2 separate regions of the Homo sapiens genome follow, and region 1 is linked to region 2. Evidence: chromatin loops called from intact Hi-C (ENCODE). Cell type or tissue: IMR-90. All regions are shown on one strand. Each heading gives the region's core, and the rest is flanking DNA. Links, peaks and the distances in the headings are about the cores only.

Evidence for each region. Hi-C counts contacts between places; a loop is a spot of excess contacts. Peaks named below come from ENCODE experiments on the same cell type or tissue, not always from the same donor. Only the 100,000 strongest peaks of a DNase experiment are listed, where the experiment ranks them.
Region 1: a loop joins it to region 2, with 2.7 times the contacts of the local background. A loop is called at or near these places in 1 of 110 quality-filtered maps.

Annotation. Positions count from the first base shown.
Region 1 is chr2:80,050,364-80,056,070 of GRCh38, forward strand. All of the region lies in intron 7 of CTNNA2 (catenin alpha 2), which reads left to right. Among named protein-coding and RNA genes, the nearest start is that of MIR8080, 190 kb to the left of the region's middle. In IMR-90, for the core only: no CTCF peak of the experiment used is centred there; no DNase peak of the experiment used is centred there.
Region 2 is chr2:79,949,909-79,955,615 of GRCh38, forward strand. All of the region lies in intron 7 of CTNNA2 (catenin alpha 2), which reads left to right. Among named protein-coding and RNA genes, the nearest start is that of MIR8080, 86 kb to the left of the region's middle. In IMR-90, for the core only: no CTCF peak of the experiment used is centred there; no DNase peak of the experiment used is centred there; H3K27ac peaks cover 700 bases.

The DNA of each region.
Region 1 (5,707 bases), core at 615-4,614, 100 kb after region 2:
CAACAGACTCGGGGTCTGTGGCTTCCAGCTGACCGGTAAATCACAGACATATGTGGCTAATCATTTTCCCCTTGCAGTGTATTTACAAAGTCAGCGTGCCACATGTCCCTTGCATTGTGCTCCCAGCTACCAGGCTATCTGTGCCATCTGTTGAGATAGCGGGCCCTTGCTTCACAGTGCTGGGTGTATGAGAAGTCAGTACAGATTGGCCAGCAACCTGAGCAAGAGTAAACAGACCCCTGCGGGGAGAGGCCAACAGGTTTCCAAATCATAGTGACCCTGATGAGTACAAGCCATAGACCCAAACCCTAACTGAAGAGAACATTGTTATTTGTTTATTTATTTATTTATTTTTGAGGTGGGGTCTCACCCTGTCACCCAGGCTGCAGTGCAGTGGTACAATCACGGCTCACTGCAGCGTCAACTTCCAGGGATCAAGCAATCCTCCTGCCTCAGCTTCATCCTCTCACCTCAGGCCTTTAGCTGGGATTACAGGCATGTACCACCAAAGCAAACTAATTTTTTTATTTTTTGTTTTTCGTAGCGATGGAGTCTCACTATGTTGCCCAGGCTGTTCTAGAACTCTTGGGCTCAAGCGATTCTCCTGCCTCCTCAGCTTCCCCAAGTGCTAAGATTACAGGCGTGAGCCATGACACCTAGCCGAGACTTCTGTATAGAGAATGTGACCCATTAGTAGTTTTTTATGAGGGCGGTATAATGTTACCATGAAATACTATTCACAATTGTTCTAGAAACAAAGGGATTTTGTAAAGAGTGCCAACTAGCAATGTTTGGGAATCTTATGAGAATATTTAGGATCTCATAGGATTGTCACTGGTAATTATTCCTCTAGTCATGAGAACGTCTCTATTTTGAGGTTAAATGTGTTGTTTCGCAGTTGTTGGATGGAACTCTTACGTCATTCACATAATGGTGCATCCAATTCTTCTTTTCTGAATTCTGTTGTATTGTGTATCATTTCAAAGGAAAAATAATGGTTGGAACATGTTTCCTATGGTTTCTAAACACATGTAGATTCAAGCAAATAATAGCAATATGGACTTAGGTAAATCTTACTCTGCCAGATAGATCATACTTTAAGTGTGAAAGCATATTGTTTATCCTTTAGAAAAGTGAATAATAATTTTTGCTGCAAAGTGGTATACCAGCACATTTGTCTATAAATTTACATTCTTGGATATTAGCAAAATTGCAAGGGAATAACAGGCTGGATCCCAAAATCAATTTGAAAAACAGCAACAATGAAAAATCAGGGCTAGTTTAGATAATGAAGCAGTGAAGGGAGTTGATAGGAAGAAAAGGAACTCTTTTTCCCCCCCACAGAGGCCATTGCTCATGCCATTTTCTTGCCCTGAAGAATTCCTGAGGAAAATGAAAAGACAATGGCTGCATTTCAAGCGAAGCCCAGGCCTGGGTGTGCTGCTCCTCAAGAATAAGATGTGCAGAAAAGTGCCCTTTCCATGGGAGCAATGCCATGTCTCTGATGTCCCCCAGCACAAAGATGCAAAAGTACTCTCGTCATTTTCTTTTTGGTTTATTGAAAATTTCATTTTGTTGCAGTGCCCGTTTCCCCTAAACAAAACTGTGTTCAACTAATTCTATTTCTAAGACAAGTGGGTGTTTTAAGTAGTTGATGTAGCTTCTTGATTTTAAGGACAACACGGATACATCAAGGGTAGAGAAAGGTATTCAATTAGAATGTGACCTTTAACAGCATAGACTCACAAAGTGTTTGACTTGTTTGGGACTTTAAATATGATCTGAAATACTAACATTTTCAAAAAAAGAAACTATGTTGAGAGAGTTGTGGACATTTATCCCAAACTCATTACCTTGTGTATGAAACAACAGTAATAAACTAGATAATAGATACAGCTACATACATTTAGCCATGTGTCCTTCTGTATATCTCAAGTAATTAATGATGATGACAGCTTTCTTCATTAGAACACATGGCTTGCCCAGCCACATGCACATATACAAAAGTGTGTATGATACAGGTATTATGCATCTTAGATGTCATATAGCTACTAATTCAAGCCATATTGCATTCCTATATCAAATAAGGCAACCCACATTTCACTCTGTGATTTGTTGCTGCTGATTTATCAATTTAGTAGATATGAGTTCATTTGCCAGTTGAAATTGCAGATTGCAATGCATGCATTTGAAAACTTTCTATAAAATGAAATTGGTATAGTGTGTTGGTGAAGCTCTTCTTACTTCAAATAGAGTAAAACTTAAGTGTATATTTTTAAACAATTTTCTTAAAACCAGGTACATTTAGTAACTGAAGTAGTGTAACTATGAATTATCATCCGTAGAAGTCTTTGTTGACCTAACTCCTCAGGTGGAGAGGATTTGAAACAGATAGAAGCAGTTTGCATAAAAGAAATGAACAGTTTGCTCTGACCATTTGAGACAAACGTCCTTTCATAAGAATCCAAACTCAAGGAAGCAGCTTCGGAGGTGTCCTTATAAGTACAGATGGGAGAGAGGATCTATATAGCTTTTGGGTGTGCACACCTAATAGAGCTGAACTAAATAATGTCGGGTAGATTTTGACTTTATATCTTTTTCTTTTTTGTCATCATTTCCATTTTTTCCTGCTTCATTTGTTCCTTATGTCTTTGGTGATGCATGAGTAGTATTTTAGGATTATGCCTATCAAAGATTTTTTAAAGTTTTAATTTCAGTATTTTCTTTACTTTGACATACATTCAATTTGTTACCACAGACTTCAGCGGAAGTTAGGACTTGTCTTTATGGCCTATCTTTATACTCGGAAGCAAATTATTCATCACGTACACTTATTCTAGCTTTTCCTGTTTGTGTAAGTGTCCATTTGTCCTTAGTTCCAGCCAACATTTCCAGGGGAGTTTCAAGGTGACTTCTTCCAGTTAGATATGTTCAAAAAGTGGCCCCAAGATGGTTGTGTACATGCATGAAAATGCCGGTAAATAATGGCAACACAACTTTATAGTTGAGCAATCCTCAGTAGTTTACTAAGTAAATATCTCTATCATATGAGATCTGTTATCATTCCCGTTTTACAAATGAGGAAAACTGAGACGTCAAGTAATTTTGTTACGTGGTGTAATTAGGACTTAAGGCCATTTGTCCTTTCTCCAGACTAAGTGACATGGACTATGGACTAATGACGCCTTTCGTTATCATTGTTCTGCCTCTTTCAAACTGTCAACAGTGCAAAGGTGTCACTTCCAAACCTTGTTAAAATGCAGTTTCTGATTCTGTCTCAGGTCTGGGATTATGCACTTCTAGCAAACTCCTAGCCCTTGATGCCTGAAATTCCACACTTACAACCTCCCTGAATGCTGGTCCACTGAACACACATTGAATCATAAGGCTTTTAACAATCTTCTGTTCACACAGTGAGGTAGCATAGCACATTCTCTGGAATTTCATTACATTTTCCAGTCTTTATTTTTTCAGTGTGGTTAACTGTCATTTCTTAGCAAATTTGTATGTAGATATGAAAGCATGCATCTTCATACGTACGTTTTAAATCTTAAGAAATATTTGAATTGTAATCAGTATCAATAAACAGAAATCATTTTGTTTACAAGTATTCATTTTACAGAGTAGCACAACAGGGATAAGTTTAGTTAAGTGAACCATACAGTGGGCAAACAGTGCTCTGCAAAGCTTTGCCCCCCTTGTGGCTGCAAACTAGAGGCATAAAGAAAATAAAAAGTACCTATTCACTCTTTACGTTGTATGCCACTGCTCAGTTTATGAAATCAGATGGGGGTTTGATTGATTCTGAGGGCCCGACCTTGCTGGCTATGTCCTAAGTGGTTGGGCGTTAAGCTTTAAGCCTCTAGGGAGCCATTTACTTAATTGAAATAAAAACAACTCCAGCGGGTTTGTGTTAGCATTTGCTTTAGTCACAATTCTGAGAGACCCTAAACTAGGAGGTCAAAACTATGTAGGAGTGATTCTGAGAGCAGCTTAAGCTCAAGGAGGTTGTTACAGAGTGAATTGTACAGAGAGTGAAAATTCCAGAAACACTGTGACTCCTTAACCCTGCAGCCATGCCGCAATTTGCCTGTTGTACACTCATGCCTTTGGCATTATTTCTTGGCCTGGAGGAACAGGATGGCAAGGTTAATTGCAAAGGTGGAGTGTTGGGTGCCAGGCAGGGGTAGGATGAATATGTGGTTTCTGGAGCACAGCCAAGTCTACTGGTCCCACCTCTCCACCCCTTAGGCATAAGGACTAGTGGGCAGGTTTAATTAATATCGCAAGGAGATGTGGGAACCAGAGAACTTGCTGCCCTAGGAAGGGAGAAAAGGGACTTTGCAAAAGTGGAGGACCTGAGGCTCTGACCCTTAGTCTTCTGTTGCCAGGGTTGAGGTATACTGGTAGCAGAAGAGATTACCTGTTATCTGGCAATAGTGGCTTTTTACTGAAGTACCTGAGGTGAGGTAGGTGGGGTACTGTAAATCTCTCCTAAACATGGCTCACCTGAAATATCTTAGTTTTTAGTTTCCCATCTTAATAGGGTGAAGAGAGTGGAGGGGGTGAGTGGGAAGAATGGTGCTATTTTTATAATATCTAAAATTAAATTAAACTGTACTTTTATAATTTATGACCCTGATTTTTGGTACTTTTGACATTTCTTTTGTTGTTATTTTTCGAGACAAGGTCTCACTCTGTGGTCCAGGCTGGAGTGCAGTGATGGGATCCTAGTTCGAACTGCAACCTCGAACTCTGGACTCAAGGGATCCTTCTGCCCCACCTCTCAAATAGCTGCGACTACAGGCGCACACCACCATGCTCAGCTCACTTCTTTTCATTTTTTTAAGAGATGGGGTCTCACTATGTTGTCCAGGCTGGCCTCGAGCTCCTAGCCCCAAAGGATCATCCCAACTTTGCCTCCCTAAGTACTGGGATTACAGGCACTTTTGACATGTCTGTTCCATCTCTAACAGCTTAAATTCTGTCTACATGGTAATGACTTTGCTTGTGTTGGGAGCATGTACATTTCAACTCTTCAGTTTCTAATCCCTTGCCCTCCCCAGCAATCATACTAGAAGTTGAGAGTAGCTAGCCAGTGGGCCGAATCTTGACTGAAACCACATATTATTGGACCCACGAAGTTGATTATTATTATTATTTTAGTTGCTAAAATTTAAAAATTGAGCACTTTCATATAATAATCCAGATTTCCAATGACTCTTAAAAACTTGGAGACTCCTCTTTCTGGGGCCTGCCTTGCTGTGTAGCTGCCCATAGCTGGGACTGCAGAGCTGCACTCGTCTTTAGGCTGAGAGTACACTCTCCAGTTTGCCAGTCTTAACCACTCATCAGCTTGGTCCTCTGCTCTCACCTGCATTTGAGTTTGTGACCCCTAATGCAGAATAGCTTTTGCAAAAGCTTGAGATCATATAAGTGTTCTGGCATGCCTTCAGTGCAGCTGACTAAGCTCAAGAGAGCTAAGTGCGTCCCAAACTGGCCAAACCCAGGATACGTGCAAAACCATGTTTCTGACTTCTGACTTCAGCCATCTAAGCCAGAGAGTACAGGTGCAGATTTAAGTTATCTGGAAGGGTTTAGTACAGAGATTGTGTTTAGCTGTGGATGGCTGAAAATCTAAAATAATAGTCATTTAAACAACTGGGCAATGCATGTTCAACTGTCATAGAAGTCTGGATGCATGGGT
Region 2 (5,707 bases), core at 869-4,868:
ATATTAACTGTAATTGTTGGAGGATTGATTTTTTTCTGAACGTTTATAGAAATCTTTCCAGAGAGTAGATTCCTCTTTAAGCAATATAGTTATGTGACTGAAAATGTACATGGAAAAGAAAATGTATGCTGCATAGTTACTGGAGTAAAGAAAAATTTAATCTTAGCTAAAATATAAGTTGGCATTACATGTAAGCATTAGCATTATTACTTAAGATCAATACAGATTTTGTGAAAAAAAAAAACCATAAACTAATCCTTGTATTAAGAAAAATGTAGTGACATTAAGAGAGAAAGCATCCTATGTGAGAGAAAAATTGTATTCATTACGAACAAAAAACCACACCTGCAAATATTTGTCCCTTTCTGTAAATTTCATATTGAATCTCAGGAGAATTCAATAGTGTGGTAAATGTAATTTGTAGTTCTTTACAATTATGGCCTAAATAGATGAAGTCTAAAGGGAGTTTTCCTATTTGATTTTCAAATTTGCATCACTTAAAATCCAATCAGGCCAACTGTTCAGATTTTTGTTAGATATGAAATACATGAATGGGTTCAGAGGCTTCGCTGTGTATTGAAAGAACATATCTGACTTTACGGCAGGCCTTACCTAAGGGGTTCAGTCAGCTTGTGGTTCAACCCCATTCCTGTAAAGAATGTTTACTGACTGCTTGATTTGCTAACATATTATACCCTTCGATTTTCAGCAACCAGTGTTTTATAGGCCAGCAGATTGCCTTTGATTTTTGAGAATTTGTGGTAACATATTGAGCTTACCAGATTTATGCAGGAATGTAAAATAAAAATAGTGTAGCAGGCACTCGGGATTTTTGAACACAGAGGGGATTAGCTTTACAGATGGCTGGCACATATAATGGCATTGAGTAATTTAGCCATGTAAGGTAATCTGTTGTTGACAGAATACATTAACATTTACCCACCATACACAGGTGTTTGGGTTGCACTGCGCTTCTGACTCAGAACAAGCAGCATCATTTGTAGAGTCAGTCTAAAAGTTTGAAATCTCTAAAACATGCTTGGGTTTAAGGACTTATTTTAGGGAGATATTCTAAGAGTTTGCCAAAATATACTATATAATTTATTCAGCCCCTCTGTCCTTAAAATCATTATCCTCTGTTGGCTACTTCGTAAAATCCAAATCATCAGAGAATTTTTAAAGGATTCTGATTTAATTAATGGAAATATTCTAGCAAAAGAGCAGAAAACTACATATCTAACTATAATTTCACAAACAATGTAAAGTCTATTATCCATTCTCCTGCAATAATAGTTCTTAATTTAGCCATATATTAGAATAATCTGTGGGACTTACTAAAAAAGTACAGATATCAAAACATATACACAGCCACCCCGCCCAAAGATAAAGTGCTTCAGGTGATTCTAATGTACAGCCAGGGTTAGTAATCTTTTCCCAATAATTAAATTTACCCCTGCATTTAAAATATGTACACATTGCCAGGAGTGGTGACTCACGGCTGTAATGCCAGCACTTTCGGTGGCTGAGGTGGACGGATCACTTGAGGTCAGGATTCGAGACCAGCCTGGCCAGCATGGTGAAACCCCATCTCTACTAAAAATACAAAAATAGCTGGGCATGGTGGTGTGCACTTGTAATCCCAGCTACATGGGAAACGGAGGCAGGAGAATCACTTGAACCTGGGAGGCAGAGGTTGCAGTGAGCCGAGATTGTGCCATAGTACTCTAGCCTGGATGACAGAGTGAGACCCTGTCTCAAAAATTAAAAAATAAGATAAGTTAAAATAAAATAAAATAAAATAAAATAAGTACCCATAAAAGCATCTTTGTTTCTAGGTTTCTCCATTCAAACTATCCTACCCACAACTATCAACTTTCCAAAAGCACTCCTTGAATCGTCTTTCATTTCCCCAGGAACCTCTGATGATCCTGATGCCAATGCTGTCAACTCTAAACTCGGCTTCCTACAGTCCTACAGCTTCTGGATCATTTTCTTTTGACAATTGCATGTGCATTTCTGGGCACTTCCCCAGTTAAGTCTGTACCATGGCTGCTCATTTCATAGGCCATGCTGTTGCAGTCTCTAGGTCTTTGCTCACAGCTGTGCCTTCTCCCTGGAATGCATTCTTTGCTCTTGCTGCCTGCCACCTCCATCCAAATCCAAGTTCTCTCCCTAGGTCTCTAAATCACATTCTTAGGATCCCCACCCAACCCTAGTAAAAGTAAATTTGTATTGTATTTGTGGTCTCTCCAGGCCACCTAACTTAGCACTCCCACTGCTTATTTTTTATAGTCTTCACTGATTGCTTCAGGCATGTCATGTCTTATATTTGTCCTGTTACCTACTACCCACTAGCCTGACCTTCTACCAAGCCACCCCACACCGTGCCAGTCCAAACCCAAATAAACAGGCAAAGCAAAGCAACAACAACAACAACCGAAACTTTGCACAGGGATGGACAGACACTAGATGCTCAATTAATAACTGCTGAAATAATTGTGCTCAAAAAGGGAGGTAAAGATTAATGGTGATGCTTGTAGAAGTCTGTGACTATTTAAAAACCACTGAATTGAACACTTTCAAGGGGTGAATTTCATGTCATATAAATTACATCTCAATAGAGTTGTTATAAAAAATGAGGTAAAAAATTTTATGAAAGACATTTTGAAAATGTGAATTTTACTTTTCTAGCAAAAGAAAAGATATAAAACAATAATACAAGAACGAAATTGAATCCTAGTCTGGGAATATTCTGAGGACTGGCAGTTTTTGTGGTGTTTCTTGTTATGTGAAACTTGAGAACAGGGCTGGCAAACTATGGCCTGGCGCATGTTTTTGTAAATAAAGTTTCATTATGTTGTCTGTGGCTGCTTTCACACTACAAGGGCAGAGTTGAGTAGTGGTGATGGAGACCATCTGCCCTGAAAAGATGAAAGTATTTACTGTCTGGTTCTATGGAGAAACAGTCTGCCTATCCCTACTTTAGAATGTATGCGTGAAGCTATGTTAACTTGTATTATTTATACAGCATACTCATGAGAAGCTAAAATTCTTAACAAAGTCTTTCTGATGCTGACAAGGTTTTTGTGATGTCTCAGGATGTAGCCCTGTGAAACTAACATCCTATGAATGAAGATAATCCCTTTCTTCAGAGTTTTTGTTAATTCAAGCACAGCGATTGACATCGAGGCATGTGGGTCCTTCTGCTGACGTTCAATTCTCACTTCCATCCCCTCTGTCCTTCAGAGCCCTTCTCCAACACCACTCTTCCTAGTGAGTTGACCCTCACTCTCTTCTGGAAGGTAGATTCCCACTTTTTAACCCTTCTTACGTTTGGCACCTCTCCCTGAAGCATTTCTTTCACTGTACCTTGGTTGGAAATTATTTGCATAATTTTCACTCCAAAAACCTGAAATAAATACCGGTCTTTGCACAGTTCCAGACGAGGGAGGCACAGAGATGAATGTGATATGGTATGTACGCCTGAGTTCACACTCCTGTCCTCATGAAGGCAGCCAGCTTTCTTGGACTCCCCCACTTTCCCTCTCCTTTCTGCATTACCTGTAGCCAATTTGTATGACTGTTTGCTTTCTTCTGCATCAACAAGGAAGAACCACACAGGTAGATTGTCAAAATTTCACCCTCGCTCCAGCACTTTTCTAAGTCCACTGGTGAAGTACGACTGACACACAGACAGGCGATTATTGGGTAGGAGTATGGGTCCTGCCATCTTGTGCCTGCTTCTGGATCATGGCTCCTCCAACAACTTTTGTGTGAACTTAACCTCACGTTCTTTATCTGTAAAATGGAAACCCAGTTCTTTGGGTTATCATGTGGATTGAAGGGAATGATATTTGGTAACATTGCTGGATATGTATGAAACTGTCAGAACATGTTACCCATTATTATTTCATTTTTCATTTCTAGCTCAGTGCTTATTCACTAATTTTTAGGTCAGGTAGTTAGAATGAGGGCCAGTATCATAGGTTATGGTTCTCCACTTAGTTTACACTTCCAGAATATTATGAAGTAATAGAATATTGTATCAGTTCATTTTCACACTGCTATCTAGACACTACCTGAAAAGGGCTAATTTATAAAGGAAAGAGGTTTAGTTGACTCACAGTTCTGCATGGCTGAAGAGGCCTCAGGAAACTTACAATCATGGTGGAAGGCCAAGGGGAAGCAAGGCACCTCCTTCACAGGCAGCAGGAGAGAAGTGAGTGAGGACACAGGAAAAACTACCATTTATAAAACCATCAGATCACGTGAGAATTCACTCACTATCATGAGAACAGCATGGGGGAAACCACCCCAAAAATCCAGTGATTTTGCTACCTCAACACGTGGGGATTACAATTCGAGATGAGAGTTGGGTGGGGACACAGAGACAAACCATATCAAATACGTAGCAATTTATAATTGGTCCATAAAAGGGGTATGACTTACTTCATTGTCATGATTAAAAAATAAATTCAGCTCTTCTACTCTGGACTGCAGATCTCAAATCCAGTCTTCTCTTGTTTCACTCCTTGTCTCTTTCTCTTTCATTTCTCTGTGTTACAGATGTTGCTGTCATATAAATGTCTTCCTATTTGTAAAGCCATTGACCTCACCTGATTGTTACGTATAATTTTTGGCTGCACAAATTACCTAAACCCTTCCAAGAGCATAATTAGACTCAGCAAACTGTTTATCTTTGTGTGTTTTTCACTGTAAGGTTCAAGCAGCAATACAAATGGAACAAAAAGAATCTGTGAGTCAACTACACTGTGCACACTGGTCCCATGAATTCTAAGTCATATGAGTCTAAGACTAAAATCTGTGGTGATCATGCAGAGATGCAAAGTATATGCCAGGTTTTCAAGGATCTTATTTTGATTAGACCTGTGGGTTTTTTTCTTTTCAATATCGTTGTTATTCAGAGAACATAAATGAGTTATGAGGTAGACAAAGGCATGAATACTTGTGATATATTTTACCTAAAATCTGCTGTTTCAGAGTTGGTTGGGAGCAGTACATACCAACTTCAGAAGAAATACCCTTCTCTTTGAACAAAATGAAAATTAAAATGATGCCCTTTTGTTCCTAGGAATGCTGCCTCAAACTTAACATTAGTTGTAATTTCTTGGACATCATTTCAAACCAAACCAGAGGTTACCCTCAGTCTGACTGCACCAGTTTAAAGCACATATTTTCATATTTGACATGTTTTATTATGGCAGAATCTGAAAGTATGGAGCAGTATGACGTATTAAATATCTGCAGCACCATATGTTTAGATCTCTTCATCTTGATAAATGTCCCACTCCCCAATTCTGCTACCTCCCTTTTATTGTGATTCAAGATCTCTCTTCCCTTCATGTGGTTTAATAGATTAAATTTTAGAAGCCAGAAAAAAATTAAAACAATGAAGGGGAGTTTCGTGTTATGCTTTTGTAGTGCTCTGAGAGGGATCTAAAAAGAAAGGGGGAGGATGACTTTATTTCTTTAAGTCTGATGTGCTTCATGATACCCGTGTCCTCATTCCACAGGTCAGAGTGTAGAGAAGACCACGGTAACAGGGGCAGTTGAAATGCAGCTATCTGACCCTCACCTGCTTGGTCAGGATTTCAGTTGTTTGCAGTTTGTCTGCAAACAGTTCTGGAGTTCCCCAGGTGACATCAGAGAGTCTCGCTCTGTCACTCAGGCTGCAATGCAATGGTGC